Regions from separate parts of the Homo sapiens genome. Here regions 1, 3, 4, 5 and 6 are each linked to region 2. A link is a contact called in ENCODE Hi-C or POLR2A ChIA-PET data. All regions are on one chromosome and are shown on one strand. The core of a region is the stretch at or near the end of the contact, and the rest is flanking DNA. Distances in the headings are between cores, read along the strand shown. Region 1 has its middle 67 kb from the start of HSPA9. Region 2 holds the start of SIL1 (SIL1 nucleotide exchange factor). Region 3 holds the start of EGR1 (early growth response 1). Region 4 holds the start of KDM3B (lysine demethylase 3B). Region 5 holds the start of CDC25C (cell division cycle 25C). Region 6 has its middle 30 kb from the start of HSPA9.

The links. Hi-C counts contacts between places; a loop is a spot of excess contacts on that map. ChIA-PET counts read pairs that join two places held with the same protein, here RNA polymerase II (POLR2A). Pooled maps may share reads with other maps.
Region 1: a loop to region 2 is called in a map of naive thymus-derived CD4-positive, alpha-beta T cell, with 2.0 times the contacts of the local background. The contact joins the enhancer-like site here to the promoter of SIL1 in region 2. A Hi-C loop is called at or near these places in 3 of 168 maps with a recorded cell type or tissue (CD4-positive, alpha-beta memory T cell and naive thymus-derived CD4-positive, alpha-beta T cell), 1 of 37 single-sample maps with no recorded cell type and 12 of 50 pooled maps. POLR2A ChIA-PET finds 5 or more read pairs at or near these places in 6 of 52 experiments (HEK293T, MCF 10A, PC-9 and 3 more).
Region 3: a pooled map shows a loop between it and region 2 (18-fold over the local background). The contact joins the promoter of EGR1 here to the promoter of SIL1 in region 2. A Hi-C loop is called at or near these places in 2 of 37 single-sample maps with no recorded cell type and 13 of 50 pooled maps. POLR2A ChIA-PET finds 5 or more read pairs at or near these places in 1 of 52 experiments (naive thymus-derived CD4-positive, alpha-beta T cell).
Region 4: a map of CD4-positive, alpha-beta T cell shows a loop between it and region 2 (4-fold over the local background). The contact joins the promoter of KDM3B here to the promoter of SIL1 in region 2. A Hi-C loop is called at or near these places in 1 of 168 maps with a recorded cell type or tissue (CD4-positive, alpha-beta T cell) and 7 of 50 pooled maps. POLR2A ChIA-PET finds 5 or more read pairs at or near these places in 1 of 52 experiments (activated B cell).
Region 5: a map of naive thymus-derived CD4-positive, alpha-beta T cell shows a loop between it and region 2 (7-fold over the local background). The contact joins the promoter of CDC25C here to the promoter of SIL1 in region 2. A Hi-C loop is called at or near these places in 1 of 168 maps with a recorded cell type or tissue (naive thymus-derived CD4-positive, alpha-beta T cell), 1 of 37 single-sample maps with no recorded cell type and 10 of 50 pooled maps. POLR2A ChIA-PET finds 5 or more read pairs at or near these places in 2 of 52 experiments (CD4-positive, alpha-beta T cell and activated CD4-positive, alpha-beta T cell).
Region 6: a map with no recorded cell type shows a loop between it and region 2 (2.8-fold over the local background). The contact joins the enhancer-like site here to the promoter of SIL1 in region 2. A Hi-C loop is called at or near these places in 1 of 37 single-sample maps with no recorded cell type and 2 of 50 pooled maps. POLR2A ChIA-PET finds 5 or more read pairs at or near these places in 3 of 52 experiments (H1, WTC11 and endothelial cell of umbilical vein).

Annotation. Positions count from the first base shown.
Region 1 is chr5:138,640,584-138,643,283 of GRCh38, reverse strand. No RefSeq gene overlaps it. Among named protein-coding and RNA genes, the nearest start is that of HSPA9, 67 kb to the right of the region's middle. RefSeq lists enhancers at 1,190-1,269, 1,280-1,359, 929-1,482, 1,483-2,036. Within about 2 kb of position 1,288, at least 3 of the 41 ENCODE cell types and tissues checked have a DNase peak (open chromatin) inside an H3K27ac peak, as active enhancers do.
Region 2 is chr5:139,197,095-139,199,794 of GRCh38, reverse strand. SIL1 (SIL1 nucleotide exchange factor) reads left to right here and starts at 1,427. Exons shown (of 10, transcript NM_022464.5): 1 at 1,427-1,526. RefSeq lists a silencer at 1,222-1,751.
Region 3 is chr5:138,464,217-138,466,916 of GRCh38, reverse strand. It overlaps EGR1 (early growth response 1), which reads right to left and starts at 1,438. Exons shown (of 2, transcript NM_001964.3): 1 at 849-1,438; 2 at 1-160. The coding sequence starts at 1,155. RefSeq lists silencers at 1,185-1,394, 1,485-1,834, 1,845-2,244, 2,565-2,700 and enhancers at 700-1,539, 1,540-2,380, 1,453-2,652.
Region 4 is chr5:138,351,324-138,354,023 of GRCh38, reverse strand. KDM3B (lysine demethylase 3B) reads right to left here and starts at 1,339. Exons shown (of 24, transcript NM_016604.4): 1 at 1,037-1,339. The coding sequence starts at 1,228. RefSeq lists an enhancer at 400-499 and silencers at 750-1,219, 1,300-1,539, 1,560-1,639.
Region 5 is chr5:138,330,492-138,333,191 of GRCh38, reverse strand. CDC25C (cell division cycle 25C) reads left to right here and starts at 1,388. Exons shown (of 14, transcript NM_001790.5): 1 at 1,388-1,597; 2 at 1,974-2,205. The coding sequence starts at 2,012. It overlaps LOC100128966 (a long non-coding RNA gene), which reads right to left and starts at 1,087. Exons shown (of 4, transcript NR_146628.1): 1 at 1,007-1,087. RefSeq lists a silencer at 1,066-1,325 and enhancers at 1,376-1,425, 1,436-1,565, 1,277-2,230.
Region 6 is chr5:138,604,490-138,607,189 of GRCh38, reverse strand. No RefSeq gene overlaps it. Among named protein-coding and RNA genes, the nearest start is that of HSPA9, 30 kb to the right of the region's middle. Within about 2 kb of position 1,434, at least 2 of the 41 ENCODE cell types and tissues checked have a DNase peak (open chromatin) inside an H3K27ac peak, as active enhancers do.

The DNA of each region.
Region 1 (2,700 bases), core at 39-2,538, 560 kb after region 2:
ACAACTGGGAAGAAAGTCCTAACAGTGTCAGCTCCAGGTAAGGAATGTGCTGCACCCTGCCGACCAGCTCAGTACTCTAGGCTCAGCCCATCCCCATCTGATGGGGCCAGGAAGAGTCACAGAGGACTGTGAGATCTGGGAGAAAGAGAGAAAGCCATTTTTTTTTTCATGATGAAGAAGGTGGTGAGCAGGTCATGGGCAATAGCAACACAGATTAACCTGGGAAAAAGTTCTGAAGAAAATTGGGACATTCAGCTCTGCCAAGACAGTCAGACCAGGGTGAGCTACTGGGGGCTGGCAAATGGTCAGGGGTTACACTGTCCCCAGCCTAGGACCCAGCCAGCCTTGGCCGTGGCCCCAGACAAAGACTTGCCCCACTTGCTGATCTCCCAGAGGCAGAGGCCAGATTCCTTCCAGCCCAGGGAGTCTCTGGACAAGTCATAAAAGTGTTTCCTCCAAGTCTCTGTCTGGTCCTGCTAGAAAAAAATTGTCCATCTGTCAGTCTGCAGGTGAGTGGGGCTGGGTGCCGTGACTTACGCCTGTAATCCCAGCACTTTGGGAGGCTGAGGCAGGAGGATTGCTCAAGACCAGGAGCTCGAGACCACTTAAGCAACATAGACCCCACCTCTACAAATAAAAATGTAAAAATTAACCAGGTGTAATGGTGCGTATTTGTAATCCTAGTTATTAGGGAGGCTAAGGTGAGAGGATGGCTTGAGCCCAGGAGTTTGAGGCTGCAGTGAGCCATAATCGTGCCACTGCAAGCTTGGATGACATAGTGAGACACTATCCCTTTTTTTTTTATGGTGTGGGGGGATGGAGTTTCACTCTTTCGCCCAGGCTGGAGTGAAGTGGCGTGATCTCAGCTCACTGCACCCTCCGCCCGCCAGGTTCAAGCGATTATCCAGCCTCAGCATCCCAAGTAGCTGGGATTATAGGTGCCTGCCATCATGCCTGGCTAATTTTGTACTTTTAGTAGAGACGGGGTTTCGCCACGTTGGCCAGGCTGGTCTGGAAATCCTGACCTCCAGTGATCCACCCGCCTTGGCCTCCCAAAGTGCTGAGATTACAGGCGTGAGCCACCACCCCCTATCTCTTAAGAAAGGCCGACGCTATCTCTTAAGAAAGAAAGCAAAGGAAGAAAGAGAACGAGGTGACCGCACCAGTCACCTTCAGATTGATGGATGAACAGACAAAATTTCCGATGTTCCCTGAGCCAGGGCTAAGGCATCAGCCCAGAATCCTCTTCTCGGATGACTCAGGAGCGCCCCCTTCTGTCTGGTTTGGCTGAAACCAGTGTGGGGGGCGGGGAGAAAGAATGATTAAAGTAGATTCTAATCACAATGCCCAAAGACAGCCGCTGCAGGAGCAGGCCCTACCAGAAGGGTCCTCACTTTAGGCTGCCCCCCGATACTGCCACAGCCTGAATCAGAGCTGGACTTCCTCAAGGGGGATCAGGGACCAAGGAGGAGAATGTCTAAAGCGCAGTCGACCTGAGAGGACGCCTAGGCTGTCATACCTGGGCCTGGCAGCCTGGCCTCTGGGCACATGCCTAGAGCTCTGGAGGCCATCCAGCCTGCAGATGTCCCCAGCTTCATGAGAAAAGTCATGGTCTGTGTAGAAAGACCAGGCTCTTCCTCTGAGCCTAAGAAAGAAAGGGCTGAGACAGTCAATTATCTCAGGGCTATGAGTGTGTTGTCGGGGGATCAGCCAGCCATGGGAAGCACAAGAGGGGAGATGCTGCTTCTCCCCAGCAACTGCCCCCAGAGCCAATGAGACATGTTTCCCAAAGGACCTCCAGCTTCCTGTGTACAGGTGCAGAAGAGACCCGCAGACTCCTCTGGTGTTTAGTTCTAACATTCCATAACCTACAGGATTCTCTCTCCTGGACCATCTGCAGCTGCCCTTTCCCAGTTTATTCGTTAGTCTGATTTTTTTAAATTAATTAATTTATTTATTTGCCATATAGAGTCCACATTGGATCTTCAGTCTGATTTAAATCCATCTTGCTGCATCTGAATGACAGCTAGAAGAGAGGGAGGGGGAAAGCAAAGGGGATGCTGAGAAACTGAGGAGGAGAAAGACAAAACAAGGAGAAGGAGTGGAGAGAGAACTGAAGGAGTGGAGAGAGGAAGACCCGAGCAAGTACCTGAGAGGAGCCATCTGCCCGGTGGAGAACAGCTTCTGCATTGTCCCTAGTCACTCTCCCTGTCAACACTTCATAGCTGCAAGTCCATGCTCGCACTACATGTAGGCGTGGACACACACACATACACACACACATCACATACTTAGGCTGTGGAGAAGGCCTGGCTGTGTGTGGGGCTTGAGGGGCAGTCTGCCCCCTCCTGAATACTTATCTTCTCCTCCTCACACCTCCCCACCCCTCAGCCTTCCAGCACTAGTTCTTTGTGCTTTCAAAGCAGCTCCCTCCCAGAATGCTACCTCCAGGAAGTGCTGAGCTGAGAGAATGGGGGAATGGAAGGAAGGGGAGCTAGTCCTCTTCCCCCGACAGCACTGCTCCATCAAACAGCACCCCCTCCTCCCCTCACCTCCACCTCTTTCATCACTGCCACTGACAGCTGCAAAATCAGCCCTCCTCATCCTGAGCAGTGGACTGCGGGGATGTGTCCGTCTATTTCCTATCCACTTCCTGGGGCAGAAGACAGCTGGGGACGGAGGTAGAGAAGCAGCATCCCC
Region 2 (2,700 bases), core at 178-2,677:
GGTTGTTTGCTATTGGGAAATACTTGCCATTTGGGGAGGTAACTGTCTGGATTACTGTTTTCTCCACTCATGAATGACCAGGAATCACTATGTGGGGGATCTGAGGGCAGGAGGGGGCAGTCATTTTTATTCATCAGGTTAAGCATGTCTAGGCAAGGGGAAGGTCTAAAAGTGGAATAGTGGAAAGAGAACAGGACATTGGAGACACTTAAATCTAGCTTTAACTCCCAGTTCTACCACTTCCTGACTGTATGACTTTGTATAACTCCTTTAGCCTCTTTGAGCGTCAGCTTCTCCATTTATAAAAAGGGGATGACCATTCTGCTCAGAGGACGTTATAAGTAAATAAAATATATATGCAGCACCTGGTACAGAAAGCATGATATTCACTGGTACAGCAGAATTACAACTGCGTTGACACCAGCCTGGGCAACATAGCGAGACCCTGTCTGTAAAAAAAAAAAAAAAAAAAAAATTAGCCTGGCAACGGTGGCACGCGCCTGTGGTCCCAGCTACTGGATGGAGGCTGAGGGGGAGGATCCCTTGAGCCTGGGAGGTCAAGGCTGTGATAAGCCAAGATCCTGCCACTGCACTCCAGCCTGGGGGACACAGATTCTGTCTTAAAAAAAAATCAGAATCGCAAGTGACCTTTATTTTATTTTATTAGATTTTGAGACAGAGTTTCACTCTGTCACCCAGGCTGGAGTGTAGTGGCACGATTTTAGCTCACTGCAACCTCTGCCTGGTGGGTTCAAGCGATTCTCCTGCCTCAGCCTCCCAAGTAGCTGGGATTACAGGCGCTCGCCACCACGCCTGGCTAATTTTTGTATATTTAGTAGAGACGGGGGTTTCACCATGTTGGTCAGGCTGGTCTTGAACTCCTGGCCTCAAGTGATCTGCCTGCCTGGGCCTCCCAAAGTGCTGGGATTACAGGTGTGAGCCACCGCGCCCGGCCACCTGATGCTATTTTTAAAATAACTGGTCCTTGTAAAAAATCTACACAAGTATATAAAGTGAGTGGCTTAAAGGTGTCCTATTTTGCATGAATTTGCGAGAAATTTTATTGCTGGAGACTCTCGGCTTCTGTCCCAAACTGAGTCACAAGAACTTGATTTATTTTTACTCCGCACCCCTCTGATTGCTTTCTGAGGGTCCTTCCGCTAGAAAGAAATTACATTGTTGGAAAATCAGACAGGAAACTTCGCAGTTCCAGCCTGGAAGCAAAAGCAGGCGTGAAGCTATCTCTTCAGCCCTCCCTCCCCCCAAGGGGAGGGGCACGGGGGCAGCTCGTGCAAGAGTCTGCAGAGGGCGGGGCTAGGGGCGGGGCTCCCACCTCGGTGCGGGGCGGGGGGCGCCGCGCGCTGGTCTGGCGGCCCGCGATTGGGCGAGGCCGCGAGCGGCGTGACAGCTGCCAGCTCACCGGCTCAGACGGTCGCCGCCGCGTTTGCGCAGGGGGAGCTGGTCGCCGCCGCGGCCGCCTGGAATTGTGGGAGTTGTGTCTGCCACTCGGCTGCCGGAGGCCGAAGGTAGGGGCGGTGAGGGCCGCCCGGCCCTGGAGCTGGGCGGGGGGCTCAGGGCGCTTCCTGGGCCTCCTCCTGCCGGCGGCCTCGGCGCCTTCCCAGCAGTGTTCTGGGGACCCACACATCCTCACTAGTGTCTCCAAAGCGGGACGTCCAAGTGGGCCCGGGGCTCCCTGCCGAAGGCCTACCTTTCTTATCTTTCCCACTCAGAATGTCTCCATTCACCTCTTTATTGGCAGGAGATGGGGCCGTGGAAATTTGAGATTGGCTTTGGCTCCGCACCTGTTTTTAGTGCCCTTGCCTGTTTCATTCTCCCAGCCTAAGTTTCCGTATCTGTCCGAAGAAGGGGTGGTTTGGTGTTGATCTCCGAGACCCGTGTGTCTCTTCCCATGTGGAATTATTGTCACTCTCTTATTGCTTGTTTTTCTTTGTCCTGGAAAATTTGCCTTTAGAGGTTACAGACTGGTTAGTGTTATCTCTCGGATCGTCTAGGGGCTTTGTGCATAAGCCTTGGGCTCCATTCCCTGGGATTTCCGATAAGATGGTGCGTGGGCAGCTGTACCCCAGGGGGTTCTCATTCAGGTGGTCCCGGAATCCTGGCTTTGAAAATCCCTGCTTCAGAAGTCAGGAGAGAATGACTTGACATATGAGCCCCTGGAATGGGGCTCTGAGTGGGAAAAGCCAGGAATCAGGAAATGCTAACACGTGTGAGGCTGGGGCTTTCTTTGCACCGGAGGAATTAGAATGCCATTTGATGTCTTTTAAAAATATTTGACTACCTATATATGTAAGATCAGTTTTCTAATATTCTTAAATGCCTGGCTTCGTTTAAAGTTCAGTTGGCTTTCCCACCTCAATAAACCTAAATAAAAACATGATCTGAGAGATGGGGCGGGGGTTAAGTTAACCCAAACTAAGTAGACAGGAGGAGAATGAAACTTACATATTTGCTAAGAGAAGAAAGTGATGTGTTTATAAACAGTTTTTTTTTTTTTTTTTTTTTTTTGAGGCGGAGTTTCGCTCTTGTTTCTCAGGCTGGAGTGCAATGGTGCCATCTCGACTCACAGCAACCTCCGCCTCCCAGGTTCAAGCGATTCTCCTGCCTCACCTTCCCGATTAGCAGGGATTACAGGCATGCGCCATCGTGCCCGGCTAATTTTCTATTTTTAATAGAGACAGG
Region 3 (2,700 bases), core at 189-2,688, 730 kb after region 2:
CTGAAGAGGGGCTCGGGCCACAAGGTGTTGCCACTGTTGGGTGCAGGCTCCAGGGAAAAGCGGCCAGTATAGGTGATGGGGGGCAGTCGAGTGGTTTGGCTGGGGTAACTGGTCTCCACCAGCACCTTCTCGTTGTTCAGAGAGATGTCAGGAAAAGACTCTGGCAGGAGAGAGAGAAGCGGGAGGCCTGGTTACTGGAAAGCAATCACTGGAGGACGAGGACGACCCGAGCTGCCAGGCAAGAGACCGGGCCGGCTACCATTGACTCCCGAGGTAGTTAATAATTGATAGCAGCACATTGCAATGTTCCTGGACCCGCACCAGTGGCAGAGCCCATTTCAACAACAGCTGACGCAAATACGGAGAATCCCCCTCCACTGCAGCTCGCAGCGCTCCGCAGCGGCGGCTGTGCGGGCGAGGGATTCCCGCCAGCACCCCCATGGCCGCGGCTAGTGCGCGCCCCCAAACCCGGGCTGCCGGGACATCCACGGCCAAGGATCACGGTCCTTCCTTGGGGACAGGCGGCAAGCAAGGCAAGGCAAGTCTTACTGGAGGTGGGGGGCGCAGCCCCGCTCATCAAAACAAGCCCTCCCCCTCCACCCACCCACGCAGCTCCAGAGCTCTCCATCCAAAACAAAAGCTCGGTCCTCTGCGCTCCGCTAGGGATGAGGGCAGGGGGTGGGCTGTGTGGGGTTCCTTGGCATCCCTCTAACACATGACTCTGGGGATGCGAGGAATGAAAGGGAAACCCGGCTCTCATTCTAAGATCCAGGAGCACTCCTGCGGTGAAGGACAGGACGCCAGGATGGTGGCGAAAGGGTTCCCCCTCGGCGTAGGCCACTGCTTACCTGCGGTCAGGTGCTCGTAGGGCTGCTCGCCCGTGTCCGCCTGAGGGTTGAAGGTGCTGCTGCTGCTGCTGCTGTTGCTGCCGCCCCCGCCGCCTCCACCGCCCCCGCTGCTGCTGCTGCTGCTGTTGCTGCCGCTGCCCTCTGGGGCCCCGGCGGCGCCGAGGAACTGGGGAGCCCCGTTGCTCAGCAGCATCATCTCCTCCAGCTTAGGGTAGTTGTCCATGGTGGGCGAGTGAGGAAAGGATCCGAACGGGTCAGAGATCTGCAGCGGGGACATCAGCTGCATCTCGGCCTTGGCCGCGGCCATCCTGGACGAGCAGGCTGGAGAGCTGGTGTCGGGGCGGGGGGGTGCAGCCCGGGGCTGGAGCTGCAGGGGACACAGTTGCGGGGGCCTGGCCGGGTTACATGCGGGGCGCGGGGAACACTGAGAAGCGTGCAGGCGGCGACCCCGACTCGCCCTGGGCGCGGGCGGGCGTGGACGCGCCGCGGCTGCGGAGGCTGGGGCAGGGGCCGGTCCTGCGGCGGCGGAAGCTGGCTGCGGCGGCGGATGGCGGCGGCGGCTCCCCAAGTTCTGCGCGCTGGGATCTCTCGCGACTCCCCGGATCCGCCTCTATTTGAAGGGTCTGGAACGGCACGGGTCCGCCTCCGTCGTGACGTACATGGCCATATATGGGAAGCAGGAAGCCCTAATATGGCAGGACCGGCCGGGAGGACCCGGAGTGACGTGAAGCCCCCCATCCGACAGCGCCCGGCACCTCCATCCTGCACCCTAGGGCCCGCGCCCGCGCCCGCATCCCAGGCGCCCAGGCTTCGGGGAAGCCTAGAGCTCTAGCCGCCGCCGGGGCCTCCGGGACCCGCGCAGCTCCGGAGTTCCCGCGTTGCCCCTCCCTCCGCCTTCTTCCCTCCTCCCAGAGCCGGAAGCGGCCGGGCCATATCGGGCCACTCCAAATAAGGTGCTGCCCAAATAAGGGTTGTTCCGGCGGGGGATCCTTCCTGCTCCTTATATGGCATTTCCGGGTCGCAGCTGGTTGCTCCCTCGCTCCCTCCCTCCTCCCTGGTTCCAAGCCGGGAGCCCGAGCGCTCGCGGGATCCGGGGACGCCCAGGCGGGGAGGGCTCGTGGCGTGTGGCGCTGGGCGCGCGGCTGCTCAGGCGGCTCCTAGGCGTGAACTAGGCTGGGGAAGCCCAGACCCAGAGCGGGGGCGAGGGCGAGTCGGGCCGGGGTTCTATCGCTGTCATCCAGGGCCCGCCCGCCCACCTCAGGGACCGTGAGAGCGAACCGGGAGTGCGGGGGAGGAGCGGCTGGGCCCGCCTGGGCAGGGGCCGCCCAGGAGAGGCGGGGCCTTGACCCCGGGCCTCGATCTATGGCACGGTGTCTTTCCGGGTGTCGCTGGGAAATTGAGGATAGGAAGTCACGGCCACTTGGTTCTTGGGACACTGTATAGCAGTGAGCTGCCTTGCCTCTGCCACCTGTCGGTGGGATGGGGCTGCTGGTGCCTGGGGTCCCCTGTGCTCCCCCGGAACCGAAAGGCTGTTCCCTAGTCCCCGCCGGCAAAGAGCCCACCTTTGGGGGACCGAAGTGGGGAAGCTGATTGCCCCAAGAGAGGCCTGATTCTTGTTCTCACCAGGAGATAATGGTCCTTGTGGTGAGGGGTCACTTTCCCCCCTTTATCCAGTCCAGGTGGAGGGCCGGCCCACACTGCGGGAATCCGAAAGAGGGGCTTCCCTATGGGCTGTCTGGGGACCCCGGGCTGGGCGCGAAGAGAGGACCGGCTTGGCGGCTCGGTGCTGCCCCCTGGAGGTTCCCTCTCCACTCCCAGCCCCGGACTCCGGCCGCGCGGGCTCTTCCGCCGC
Region 4 (2,700 bases), core at 90-2,589, 850 kb after region 2:
AAATTTACTTTCTGCTTGCTGATCTATTACATTCCAAAAGACCACCCCCTGCCCCAACACGCACACACACCATTTTTCATAGCCTTATCTCACCAGAGAAGCTAGGGCCCCTATCAAAATGAGGAAATAAAGTGGCTTGCCAAAACTCAAACACTATATTTTACCGCCACATTAACGAGAATAACACATCATGATCCCGAATGCTAGTTAAGTTGTATGACTGAACAACTTTAATCACAAAACACACCAAGGCATTCAAAAAGGGCCAAGCCCAAACACAAAGTTTCAAAACAAAACCTCTCCCAAGGTTGGGGGAGTAGCTGAGCTGGGAGCAAAAAGCACTACCCAGCAGCCCCGTTCGGCCACTAAGAAAGATCTCAAACTTAACAAAAACAGCCACAACTGCAGCTCCTGTCACCCAGAAGCGTTAAGGAAAGGAGAGGAGAGCTCGAGACAGTGCCGAGAGCTGGCCTTTCTGGAGACCGCCAGGCCGAGCCCAGCTCAGATGAGGAAGTAACTGCCAGATAAAAAAGCCCCGACCAGCTCCAACTGCAGCCTCCGTGCCTCCCATAACTGCCCACATTCCCGCCCCACTTGGGGCTCTGGGAGAAAAGGAACAGGGCGCAGGTCTCCTGGGAGAGGCTGGGGACCACAGGTCCGCGTCTTCGAGAGGGCAGCGGCAACACTGGCCGAACTCTGAGGCTCCCGGGAGCTCAAGATTCGAGAGCCTGCTCCGAAGGCGTGTTGGGGGGAACGCCGAGAAAAGGGTCGCCCAGGAGGCGGGGCCTGCTGGCTGCAAGCAGCAGCTCCGGACGCCCTGGCCGCCCCCCGGGGGAAACCGGGGCGCACACCCCGACGCGGAAGCCATGCCGGCAAGCGCTCGGGGTGCGGAGGTGCCGGCGGGGGGCGCTAAGGAGACCCGGGGGCACGGAAATGGGTCACCCCCATCCCACCGCCCCCTCACAAAGGCCCCCGGGGAGGCCGCCCGCAGGCCCCGCAGCCCCGGCCTCGAGTGCCCGACTCGGCCGCCACTCACCGCTAGGTCCTGGGGCACCGCCCCGCTCATGGCCCGCACCGTGCCGGCCCGCCAGGCTCGAGTGCGCAGCGCAGGCCCCGGATCTCCGCTCGCCGCTGCCGCCGCGGGAGCCGAGGCCGAGGCTGAGGCCGCAGTGTCCGCGAACAGCAGCAGCAGCCGCTTGCCCACCGGGGAGGCCGCCGCGTCCGCCATCGCCGGGGCCGGCCTGACCCGCGCTCCCGCCCGCCGCCTCCCACCACCTCCGCCGCCAAGCGCCCGATCCGCCCGCAAGGCCTCCCTCCGCACCACCCGCGGCCGCCGTTCCCCCCCACCCCCCCCAACAGCCACCACCAACCACCGGCGCAGCGCAGCGCCCCCCGTGGCCGGGAGCGGAGCCGCAGCCTGGGCCCCGCACAGCGCCCCCCGCGCTCTGGAGCGGGGCGACAGCTCCTGGCCCCTCGCAGCGCTCCGCCCCAATCTCCCCGGGGCCTGCAGTGCCCCCTGCGGTCTGGAGGGGAATTGCAGGTCCGGCCGGGGTAGGGAAGTGGGCGGGTCCTTCAGCTTCCCCATGGCATCATCCCTGGTCTCAATCTTCCTTCAGGGAGTCGTATATATGAGAGGGCTTTAGCTTGCTCTCCTCGGATACCAAAGACATTTACGGGGTAAGGGGGTGAGGGGCAAGGTACCTAGAGAGTGGATGTTTTGAGCTATTTAGTGTCTCCAATACCCCCATTGATTTCCTATCCTGAAAATATGAGCTCCTACCTGCTGTCTTGTAGGAAATGTTCTCCCCATTGGTCCATGAGACACAATGTCTTCCTTCTCAATGGCCCATAACAGCACCATCCCATTCTATACTGCCAGCACTTCTTAGGTTCCTTTCCAATTGGCCAATGTATTACTTCCATTGGATGTATAATGCCACTCTTTCCACTGACTGAAGGCCAACGTGCCCCCCAACATCTTGGTGTTTTTCCTAAAACCGACCTAACTTCTTCCCCTTCCTAGTCTGCCAATGTTATTAAGTCTACGTGTTTCTCCATTCAACTCTTAGGGGAACTGGAAATAGACCAACAGTAAAGGGGTTCTCTTAGTAGCACTCCATCTTACCATGGAATTAGTGGGGCTGGGGGCAAAGAAAATTCTGTAACTCTTATCTGAATGCATTTAATACAGGTGTGGGAGACTGATAGCTCCTGATTAGAAAAGGAGCCTGCAGAGAAAGTGAGATGCTGAGATTTTTGGCTAGATTGTTACCCACAATAAGCAACAGGAAATTGCCTCAATCATTTAAAGCTGGCAATATCAGGGACTAGCACATTCCATGGTCTCATGGATGCAGAGACTGAGTATACACAAAATGGATACAAAAGATAAAGGGTATAGTAATAACCCATGACTGTTGTTCTAAAAGTGACTTTTTGATTTTCCCTACAGACAGGAAATAGTGGTAGCTGGTTCTTTCTCCAAGGCTTCTGTGCCTACCCCAGCTATCTCCTGTCCATAACCTTGTCTACACCCTTGACCTACTTTTCTTGTAACAAAGGCTTGGGGAGAGGGGTAACCAACTATTGACTTTATACTTTTACTAAAGTATAAAACATATAGGAAAATCATTCTAGAACCAACCCTGTGGAGCACCAAGGAAACATTCCTCCCTCCACTTCTTTTTAACTTCCATCTCC
Region 5 (2,700 bases), core at 139-2,638, 870 kb after region 2:
ACATTTTTATTATGGAAATTTTCAAATATACATTGAAGTAAGAAGTATGGGGTAATACCTTACCACGCAAAGTATGGTCGTAGGACCAGCTACCTCACCATCAGCTGGGGGCTTGTTAGAAGGGCAGAATCTTGGGCCGCAACCGCAACCCAGACATCCCGAATCAGAATCTGCATTTAGCAGGTCCTCAGGTGGTTAGTGTGCAAATTAAACCTTGAGAAGCACAGATATGATGGACCCTCCTGCCCCCATCACTCAACAGTCAGGGTCAATCTTGTATCATCAATACCTTCCCCCAGCACAGGATTATTTAAAAGCAAATCCCTAACATTAGGAATGTCTTTTTGTTTGTTTCACTCTAATGCCCAGGCTGGAGTGCAGTGGCGCAACCTCTGTCTCCCGAGTTCAAGCAGTTCTCATGCCTCAGCCTCCCAAGTAGCTGGGATTACAGGTGTGTGCCACCACAACCGGCTAAATTTTGTATTTTTAGTAGAGACGGGGTTTCATCATGTTGGCCAGGCTGGTTTTGAACCCCTGACCTCATGTAATCTGCCCGCCTCGGCCTCCCAAAGTGCTGGGATTACAGGTGTGGGCCAACGCGTCCGGCCAATAATTTATAAATATCACCTCGTCAATGTTCAAATTTTCATTAATAACCAATCTTTGAGGTCCTCTGGATTGCGATAAGGATTATACCAAGATGATTTAATTCCTCCACTTTCCCTGCAACGGAATTTCTTTTTACCCACGTGAGCTAGAGTCTCTGAGATGCTGCACACTAAAAGAAACACCAAACAAAGCTCTTGGAAGGGGCTAATGCCTCTCAGCATAAACACACACACCCGTCTCGCCCCAACACTTGCCACGCCGGCAGCAAACGCTCCATCTCCCGTGGAAGGCCAGCAAAACTTAGAAGAAAACGTCCGCGAAAACGGCACGAGAAAGAAGCGAAGAAAATGAAACGCTTACAACACCCTCCACCCAAAATAATCTCTCCTAGTATTACCCTAGTGAATGGACATCACTAGTAAGGCGCGGTTTAAATCTCCCGGGGTTCGTGGGGCTGAGGGAACGAGGAAAACAGAAAGGGTGTGGAGATTGGTGAGAGGGAGAGCCAATGATGCGCCAGGCTCCCCGTGAGGCGGAGCTTACCCCGCAGCCTGCCTAACGCTGGTGGGCCAAACACTATCCTGCTCTGGCTATGGGGCGGGGCAAGTCTTACCATTTCCAGAGCAAGCACACGCCCCCAGGTGATCTGCGAGCCCAACGATAGGCCATGAGGCCCTGGGCGCGCGCGCGGAGATTGGCTGACGCAGCTTAGAGGCGAGCGGGGATAGGTTACTGGGCTGGCGGAAGGTTTGAATGGTCAACGCCTGCGGCTGTTGATATTCTTGCTCAGAGGCCGTAACTTTGGCCTTCTGCTCAGGGAAGACTCTGAGTCCGACGTTGGCCTACCCAGTCGGAAGGCAGAGCTGCAATCTAGTTAACTACCTCCTTTCCCCTAGATTTCCTTTCATTCTGCTCAAGTCTTCGCCTGTGTCCGATCCCTATCTACTTTCTCTCCTCTTGTAGGCAAGCCTCAGACTCCAGGCTTGAGGTAAGTCCGCAGCCGTCTCCGCCACGGAATCACGGAGACCCCATTGTCCCCCTTAGGGTCCAGTCGGGCCCCCACAGACAGAGGTTGGGAGGGCCGAATGGGGACTATCGCGAGTTACGAGACCCGGGTTCTTTCTAGTCAGGAGTCTCGAGCTGTGTGGCGTGGAACAAGTCAAAATCCTCTCTTCATTCCATCTTTAAGGTCCTAAGGTTGCCTCTCGTCGGTGAATTCAGGTTCTAACCTTAAGCCAGGCTGTGAATCACCCTTCGGGGTTGCCCCTCTTCCAGTGTTGATTCGCCTGGCTGGAAAGGGTGGAGGAGTTTAGGAAAGCTGAGGGAACTGTGATGTACCGATTTAGATGACGTTTTCCTCCTAGCTAGGTTTTGTTTTTCTCCTGGTGAGAATTCGAAGACCATGTCTACGGAACTCTTCTCATCCACAAGAGAGGAAGGAAGCTCTGGCTCAGGACCCAGTTTTAGGTCTAATCAAAGGAAAATGTTAAACCTGCTCCTGGAGAGAGACACTTCCTTTACCGTCTGTCCAGATGTCCCTAGAACTCCAGTGGGCAAATTTCTTGGTGATTCTGCAAACCTAAGCATTTTGTCTGGGTAAATATACTTTTATTTTTACACTGTATTGCCTTTGCTATTTCCAAACAGTTGGGTTTGTTTGTTGGTTTGTTTTCAATTATCCCGGCTCAAAGGTCAGGCTTTAAGTCTCAACTCTGCCCTTGACTGTGTAACCCTTTTGAGTCTCACCTTCTTTTCTGTGACAAGAAATAATCTCAGCCAGGCGAGGTGGCTCATGCCTGTAATCTCCGCACTTTGGGAGGCCAAGGAGGGCGGATCGCCTGAGTCTAGGAGTTCAAGACCAGCCTGGGCAACATGGCAAGACGCCGTCTCTACAAAAAATATTAAAAGTTAGCTGAGTGTGGTGGTGTGCACCTATAGTCCCAGCAACTCGGGAGGCTGAGGTGGGAGGATTGCTTGAGCCCGGGAGGTGGAGGCTGCAGTTAGCCAAGATCGCCTCACTGCACTTCAGCCTGGGAAACAGAGTGAGACTCTATCTCAAAAAGAAAAGAAAAGACAAAGAAATAATAATCG
Region 6 (2,700 bases), core at 185-2,684, 590 kb after region 2:
CACAAGCTTCTCTCATTGTGGGGAGAGCAGAGGGCAATGTAAGCAGGCAGAATAACAGGAATGAGAGAAAGAAGCAGGGAGCGTTGGTAAACCCAACTGCCTGTCATTTGCACCAGGCATGCTCTCTCAAGAGGAGCCTGTACCCTCTGCCTTCTAGGTAGTCTTCATATTCCCAGATCACAAGTCCTAGCTCAGGAAAAGGAGCAACTTACTGGTGGACAGCCTCAACAGAGCAGGAAAATTGTGAACAAGAGAAATTCACCACCTCTACAGTCTCATTAACACTGCAGACCTACACACACATGCACCAGACCTGCAGGTTGTCAGCGGTTAGTTACTAAGCCTGAGGCCTGAAATAAATTAGGCTGCGTCTCAGAAAAAACAAGGTTATGTTACTCATATTAAGTATTCGTGTGGATTAAAATGCCATCTACTGTTTTGTGGGTCACCTTTCTTTTCTCAGGGCCCTGCTGAGTGGCTGGAAGGGTTATCTTCCACATGCGCTACTCAGACTCTGTCCTGTCACCTCCCAAAGGGGACTGGCCGAATTGAACCACCTACCCCTTGTCTATCAGAGCCAGGCTATGAGGCCCCCGGGTAGGGGCTTCAGTGCCTGCCTTTGGAATAAAGCTGCCTTCTAGGGTTGCCCCTGGCAACCAAACTGCTTGAATGTCTGTATCTCTTAGAGGAGACTTGGGAGTTGGGGAGGAGGAGGATTGGTCCCTGAACCACAGGATGCAGGGAGCATGTGAGGCATTGTCCCCCTTTCCACCTTTCAGCCCCTAGACCCCACCTCCTGATGACAACAAGTGTTGTCCCCTCACCTGGCTTCTGCAGGTCAGCAGAATTAGCCTGAGATTCTCCCTGAGGACAGAGAGGTTGGGGAGAACCTGCCTGCTTAGCCTATTGCAAAGATCCAGGTACCCAACACATCTTTGGACAGTTCCTGGCATACCATATGCCTTCAAATGCCTAACACCATTTCGTCCTTTAAGCTTCAACATCCCCTTCTCCAGGAAGCCTGCCCTGACTTGCCTTTTGTGACCTAGGCAGAGATAGTGTCCCTGCCTGCGAAACCCTGAGTATCACTCTATCATAATACACATCACTCCATTGTAGATGTATCTGTTTTTATTAGTTTCTTTAGGTTAAGGAGTGTGTATTATTCTAGCCCAGGACCTGGCACATAGGCACAAAATAAATGCTTATTGAATAGGTAAGTGACTGAGTGAGAACACAGGACTGTGACAGGAGAGCATTTCCCAAACCAGCAGTCCTGTAGTCCATTGTAGATTAGTGGGAATGTTGCAAAAAATAAAAAGGAGTTCTTTGCTTAGATAATGTTGGGAAAGAAACTCCCTCCCTTCCTGAGGCAGGAAGGAGCTCTTCAAGCACTGGCCAGAGGAAGCAGAATGTGCAGAGCACAGAGGGGCCTGAAATGATTCAGCTGCATCCACAGTATAGGGTGTGCAGGGGGAAAAAGGAACCAAGACAGTCCTGAAAGCTGAATTGATGCATTTGGGACAGGAGAGTGGCAAGCTCCAAGCCTCATGTTAGGAAGACAGATCTGGCCAGGTGTGTAGGGTGGACTGGAGGGAAGAACCAGCTGGCAGGGACACTTGTCAGGAAACTGTTGTGACAGTGCAGACTTGATCTGTAAAGGGTCTAGACAAGAGCAGTGACAGAGGGAAATGAAAGCAAGAAATAAACCACCCAACTCTATTGGATGGCTTCTTCATCAGCCCGGGGACGGCAGCTGCTGCCTGACCCTGGTTAATTACCAGCCTGTGGTTGCCATCTGAGCTGACTGGCCACCAAACACTTGGTGCTCTGCAGAAGTCCTAGCTGCCCTGGTGCTGAGTGGTGTGGGGTGGAGGGTAAGTCTAGGAGAGCATTTCCCAAACCAGCAGTCCTGTAGTCCATTGTAGATTAGTAGGCATGTTGCAAAAAATAAAAATGAGTTCTCTGCTTAGGTAATGTTGGGAAAGAAACTCCAGAGTCAACAAAGGGAGAAAGTTTCTCTACTGGAACATGTCAAGGAGCCATGTACCCCTTCCCTCAGTGTTTATCAACCTGAAATGGCAACAGAGCCCTTTTCATACCATACCCATTCACAGCTCCTAAGAGAGCACTCACTTGCTTAGAGGTACAGCTTCACTCACAGTCCTACCTCGGAAGCAGTAAGGAAGCTGCTTACAAGCTCTGGCTCTGAAGCCAGTGGGCCTGGATTCAAATCCTAGCTCTACCACTTGATGGTTATCTAGCCTCTCAGTTTGCTTATCTACACAATAGGGAAAATATTAGAAGCTACTGCAGTAGGGTTGTTTGGAGGGTTATATTAGTGAGATATGTACCTAGCACTGTACCTGGCGCATAGGAGTCCCTCAAAAATTTGAGCTACTGTTTATATCCTATGCAAACCATGTACCCTATAATGAGAGTTCAAGCTCTGAACCAGGGCAACCTGGTGAGGGGAGGGCGTCAAATTCTCTCTGGAGAATTAGGAGTAGAACGCAGGGCCAAATGGTTGGCAGTGGGAATGAAGGCGGACAAGATGCGTAAAAAGAGGAGCCAGAATCTGAGATCGAGGCCTGAAGAGTCACAGCCAGCACCTCATCACGAGTCTGCCCCTCACTCTCTCCCCATGCTCACAACCCCATTTTCTGGCTGCCCCTGCTTACCCTCCCTATATCGGAGTAG